2 separate regions of the Homo sapiens genome follow, and region 2 is linked to region 1. Evidence: chromatin loops called from intact Hi-C (ENCODE). Cell type or tissue: PC-9. All regions are shown on one strand. Links, peaks and the distances in the headings refer to the core of each region. The heading gives the core; the rest is flanking DNA.

Region 1 (2,913 bases), core at 102-2,601:
CACACCAAGCCTATTTAATCCAGAATATGGGAGTATAAAAATTGTGTTACTTTCCTCTCACCCTGAAGTCAATGAAGAAGAAGACATATAAAACATAAGCTTTGCCTATCTTCAGGAGAATTTTGGTCTAGATCAGGAGACAAAGCTAAAACCTTTGCAATAATCAGAAGGCCTTTTGAGAAGAATCAGTGATCTATCCAACATCTCTACTCGAGGGCCCAATAAGAATATGAAACTTACTACATCCAAAACAGGTTTCTTGGATTTTCTCTCAAAGCTGTACTGTATTTCCCCAATCTTTTTATCTTAATAAACAACCCTTCCCCCAGTTCTCAAGCTTAAAGATAAAGAATTATCTTTCATTCCTTCCTATTTCTTAACCCCCTATCCAGTTACCCCCTATCACCAGAAACAAGTCTTGTGAGTCCACCCCCAAAATTAATTGTGCACATCTCTGCACCCCACTGCAACAACCCTAGTCTAAAATAGTCCCATTAAAGCTCCTCTAGAACATTTTTTCTGCTTTCTTTCTCATTTCCTTACAATCACTTTTCCAAAAAGCAGCCAAAAGGATCTTTCAAGAATATAAATCAGATTTTACTCCCCTGCTCTTTGCCATCCAATGGCTTCCCACTAAACTCAGCAGAAAATACCAATTCCACACCATGGCCTCAAAGCCCTCTCTGATATGATCCCTGCCCTCCTTTCTGCCTTTGTCTGCACCTGCACCTCGCTACCCCTTTTCTACCCCTCTCAAGTTCTCTAGGCTCTCCCAGTTCTTCCCCGTCACTCAGTCTCCACCAGTTACTCTTTCTCTCCACCCTAAGCAGTTGCCCTGGCTGGCTCCTTCTCATTCTTCAGATGCCAGCTTAAATGTCACCTCCTCACAGAAACCTCCTCTGCCCACCAATCTAAAGTAGCTCTCCATTCCCAACCAGTAATTCCCCATTCCATCAGCCAACCAACATATACACTGTTTACCTTTACACACAGAGAGAAAATGTAAATTCCATGAGGGTAGGAGATTTCTATGCCTTGATTTTGCTGTATGTGTTATGCCTAGCCCAATGTTTAACACACAGTAGGCATTAACTAAATATTTGTTAAATAAATAAATTAATGAATACACAAATGAGTGGGTGATAAAGGTAGGGTAAAGAGATTGATGTTTCAAAGTTCCCTTCTGGCCTTAACATTTTAGGACCCTGTGGTTTCAAGAGCATAATTTTGTACTTACTGATGTGGGCTCAGCTCTTAAAGTAGAGTGGAATTTAGAGGGGAAGGAGATGAATGAAGTTGCCAGGATCCAGCAGCAGGCTGGGGAGACTCCCTGGAAGAAGTGGTAGATACACTGGGCTTTTCAGCCTTCAATATTACTTAACAAAAGGCATTTGTCATCTTACAAAAAGGTTTACCCTAATCTCCATTTCAGTTGCCAACTACTCTTCTACATTTAAAATGTGATCATGTTTATAAAAACTTGATGGGCACACTTTTCAGGAACATCTAGTTTCTAAGCTGCACTGTCCTTACATGCCCTTGGGCATAGGTGTATGCTGATTAGCAGGTTTAATTTGACACAGATAAAGAACACGAAGAATTTGCCCAGAGGCCCATTGACCCCCCCTGCTGGCTCCATATCTGAAGGAAGGATCTGTTCCATACCTCAGAGAAGACCCACTTAGGACAGGAAGTGAGTCATCTATGTTCCACAGAGGACCTATCACAGGTTGGACTATACTAAATGTGAAACAGATTAAACTGGAACAAAATCATGACATATTTGTTCCCTCCCACAGTGTGAGACGTTTCATAACCTCTTGATACTTTACCCTGATAACTTTGAGAGCTGGAGAGGTCTTCAAAAATCACTTGTATGTCTCTCTCTTGTTCTGTAGATGGGGAAACTGAGGCCAGAAAGGCTGGTGCCTTATCCAAGTTCACACAGCAGGGGTAGCAGGAGATCCCTGTCCTGAAGCCCAGACAAATATTCCATAGAAGCATACATATACAAGCTGATTTTTAAGAGAAAACCTATTGTGTCCTTTTGTTTAATCGTCATAAATAACTTGATGATCTATTTGTTTAATTTTTTTTTTTTAAAAGACAGAGTTTTTCTCTTTTTACCCCAGGCTGGAGTGCAATGGCACAATCTCAGCTCACTGCAACCTCTGACTCTTGGGTTCAAGCAATTATCCTGCCACAGCCTCCTGTGTTGCCAGGATTACAGGCGCGTGCCACCACGCAGGGCTAATTTTTGTATTTTTAGTAGACACGGGGTTTCACCATCTTGGCCAGGCTGGTCTTGAACTCCTGACCTCGTGATCCACCCGCCTTGGCGTCCCAAAGTGCTAGGACTACAGGTGTGAGTCACTGCACCTGGTCTATTTGTTTACTTTTTAATCATTGAAAAATAAAGTTTTAGCAAGTAATCTCTAGTGATACTGAGGTTTTAGGACAACTTGAAGGAATCGGCTTAAAATGTTAGAAGCTGTCACATAATAAAATAGTAAGACAACCCAGACCAACTTATAAGAAGAGGTAAATGTTATTTTAACTATCAGGAAAGAGTTATATCATTTTCAAAACAACCAGAAGAACTATTTTTTCTCATTTTAATGTCTATAGTTAGGATTCAGAGACGATCACTTGTGATTTTCAGCAACTTAAAGTTTGTATGAGATGGGAAAGCCATAGAGGGAAGCATGCCAATCTTTTAAACTGTTACACATGAAGCGTTAGAGACTGGAGTGCAGCTATTAACTTAAAAAAGGAAAGAAAGTGGTTTATGCTAGCTTTTTCAACTGTCAAATGATCAGTTGGAATTTAGAGAGTAACAGTGTTTCAAGACAGAGATACATTTAAACATCATGGTGCTTGACAGGCAAACAGGAATCATTTGCCCAATTCCTT
Region 2 (2,913 bases), core at 88-2,587, 86 kb before region 1:
GGGCGCCGTGGCTCACACCTGTAAAACCAGCAGTTTGGGAGGCCGAGGTGGGTGGATCACCTGAGGTCACGAGTTCAACACCAGCCTGGCTGGTGAAACACCCTCTCTACCAAAAATACAAAAATTAGCTAGGTGTGGTGGTGGGTGCCTGTAATCCCACCTACTTGAGAGGATGAGGCAGGAGATTTCCTCGAACCCGGGAGGTGGAGGTTGCAGTGAGCTGAGATTGTGCCATTGCACTCCAGCCTGGGCAACAGAGTGAATCTCAGTCCCAAAAAAAAAAAAGTATAATAACAAGAGCAAATGATATTACCTGATTTTTGCCCTGCACTTTCAGATTCTAGAGCACTGCCACCTCCATCATAATATGTGACCCTCACAGCCATCCTCTGAGGTAAGCTAGGGAGGATTTATTATCCCCATTTCACAGATAGAAAAACTGACACTCAGAGATGTGCAGTAACAAGTTGCGCTCCCTCTTAGCTGCCTTTGTAGAGTTAAAAAAGGGAACATGGAGACCATGTGCTCCTGGATGTTCCTCCACGGAGCCCAGCAGCTTTGGAATCCTCTCGAGCTTTCAGGAGGAGCCCCTACTTCAGGCTTCAACAGCTCATTTACTGGCATAGTGAGATGCTAATGATAGAAACCACCAAATGGACAGTTTTAACTAATCTGACTTCCCCCTTCACTAATGAATGCAGCCACTTTGTCCCACAAAATCAGTAGTGGGTTAGAACCCCTTCTTTCCTTCTGGTAGAATTCACCTGCCTCTGGTTTCATCAGCCAAGAGGCCTGAGAGCAGCCAATCAAGAAAGCAGCAATCAAAGTAATTTTTAAAGGAGTTGATGAAATTAAGAACATTGGGTTTTATTAAGCCAGGTCCAGAAGACCTTCCTAGCTGTGAGACCTCATGCAAGTCATTTCACCTCCCTGTGTCTTACTTCCATCTGAAAAATGGGTCGAAAATAAGCCCCGTCTGACTCACCATGTAGACTAGTTCTAAGATCATAGTTAGGTGTTATTAGCACCTTGTAAATATGTTCTCAGAAGGCGAGGGGTACTCAGTTCTATCCATGCAGGAATTTCCAAACATGTAACTCAAGGGGCAGAGAGGTAGCCTAGGAAAAGCATGGGCCTCATGGGACACAGACTACTAGGTGTGGCACGTGCAGTGACGCCTGCATTGTGGTGAGAAGAGAGACACAGGGATGCCACAAGCAGCTACACAAGACCCCTTTCCACATGTACCCAGGCTGACAAAATCACCAGAAAATACAAGCCTTTAAAAGAATCAATTAGTCCCACAATTTTATTCCCCAGGGAAGATAAAATTTACACGCTTCCTGTAATCAATCAATCCCACAAACCTCTTGAAACTTCAGTCAGAAAATTTGCAAACTGCTAAGCAATACACAACTTTTTTTATAGGTGGCAGACTAGAGGTGGGAAGGGAACATCAGGCTCTTTGATACATGTAAACGAAAACATGTTGGTCTTTAAAGAGTTATGATGAACTCTCGGTTTTTCAATAGGAGACTAGAATTTTAAAATCATAGACAGTAGAGCCAGAAAACCTCTTAGAGGCCATTTTCTAATGTATCCTCCCCCCACCCATTTTACAGAAAAGGAAACTAAAACTCAGACAGACGTGACCTGCTTCCAGTTATACCACAAGGTAAAATCAGATAAAATCATGAGCTGTGTCCCTTTCTGCATTTAACTCAGCACACATTTACTAAGCACCAACCAAATTCTTGCTGAAGAAACAAAGATGGATAAGTCGCAGAATGCATCTTCAAGGAATTCAGAGTCCATTAGGGAGACAGACATATAAGCAGATGATTCCAGCACAGATTGGCATGTGCTATATTAATGATACAGAGTGCTATGAGAATACACAGAATTGGGAGTGGCTAATTCTGCCTGGGGTTGCCAGGAAAGTCTCCATCCAGGAGTGGGCATTTGAGTGCATTGACAGATAGAGTGGAAGAGCATTCCAAGCAAAAGGAAAAGAGTGAACTAAAGCAAGGGGACGGGAGAGAACACAGCTTGTGTGGAAAGCCCCACACAAATAGTTTGAAACAGCTGGAGGGTTTATAGAAGGTGCTGCAAAACCACCTCAGGGGATGTCACTAGGTCACAGCTGCCACCCTCCACCTCATTTGGCATGCTCCCTGGGGCTACGGCCTGTGTCCACCTAATGGGCCAGTATAACACCTGGCCAAGTGCCGATGGCATGGTGGGGCTTAATGAATTCCCTTTGAAGATGAGAGGATTGTGAGGGAGAAAAGAATTTGCCACTCAAGTGAGTCAACTGGAACGGAAGGTGTGTCCTGGCTTCTGAGACCTAGCACTCTGGCTGGTTGACCAGACAGCCGAGGTCACCTCCCCTGGGGCCACAGGGTTCTACTTGGGAACATCAAGTCTTTTTTCAGCAAGTTGTTCCTAAGCCACAACACTCTGGCTCACCCCCTGCCTTTGTAGTTTTACCAGTATAATTGATCCCAGAGCTCGGTTTCTGCCATACCCCTTGGTTTCCTAGGGAGTGATGATATATGCAGGCCTCCTTGGAGCTGCAGCACAGCCCAGGCCTCCTGGGGGAGAACACGGAGGGATATGTAAGAGGCAGACATAAATAGTCTTGCACTGCAGTAGTCATCCTTTTGGGTGCTCTGAGCTTCCTGTCCTGAGCTAAGATTTTCCTCTGGGGTTAGCTGAGGCACAGAAAGATAAACAAAGCTTTAAAGTGACTCCCCTCATTGGAAAGCTACAAGCACTTCCAAGACACCATTTTTTCCTACCTTCTGATAAGCGTGTCTAGGCTTCCCATCATCACACCCTGTGAAGAATCCGTAAGGTGTGTATGGGAAGAGGAGAGACCACTTGAGTATGAGACGTCTTTCAAGTGCCCTC

What was found. Hi-C counts contacts between places; a loop is a spot of excess contacts. Peaks named below come from ENCODE experiments on the same cell type or tissue, not always from the same donor. Only the 100,000 strongest peaks of a DNase experiment are listed, where the experiment ranks them.
Region 2: a loop joins it to region 1, with 7 times the contacts of the local background. A loop is called at or near these places in 4 of 110 quality-filtered maps.

Annotation. Positions count from the first base shown.
Region 1 is chr3:188,059,701-188,062,613 of GRCh38, forward strand. No RefSeq gene overlaps it. Among named protein-coding and RNA genes, the nearest start is that of LINC01991, 85 kb to the left of the region's middle. In PC-9, for the core only: no CTCF peak of the experiment used is centred there; DNase peaks (open chromatin) are centred at 921 and 1,651; H3K27ac peaks cover 1,237 bases.
Region 2 is chr3:187,973,525-187,976,437 of GRCh38, forward strand. LINC01991 (long intergenic non-protein coding RNA 1991) reads right to left here and starts at 2,883. Exons shown (of 3, transcript NR_135538.1): 1 at 2,802-2,883. In PC-9, for the core only: a CTCF peak has its summit at 1,446; a DNase peak (open chromatin) is centred at 2,277; H3K27ac peaks cover 1,107 bases.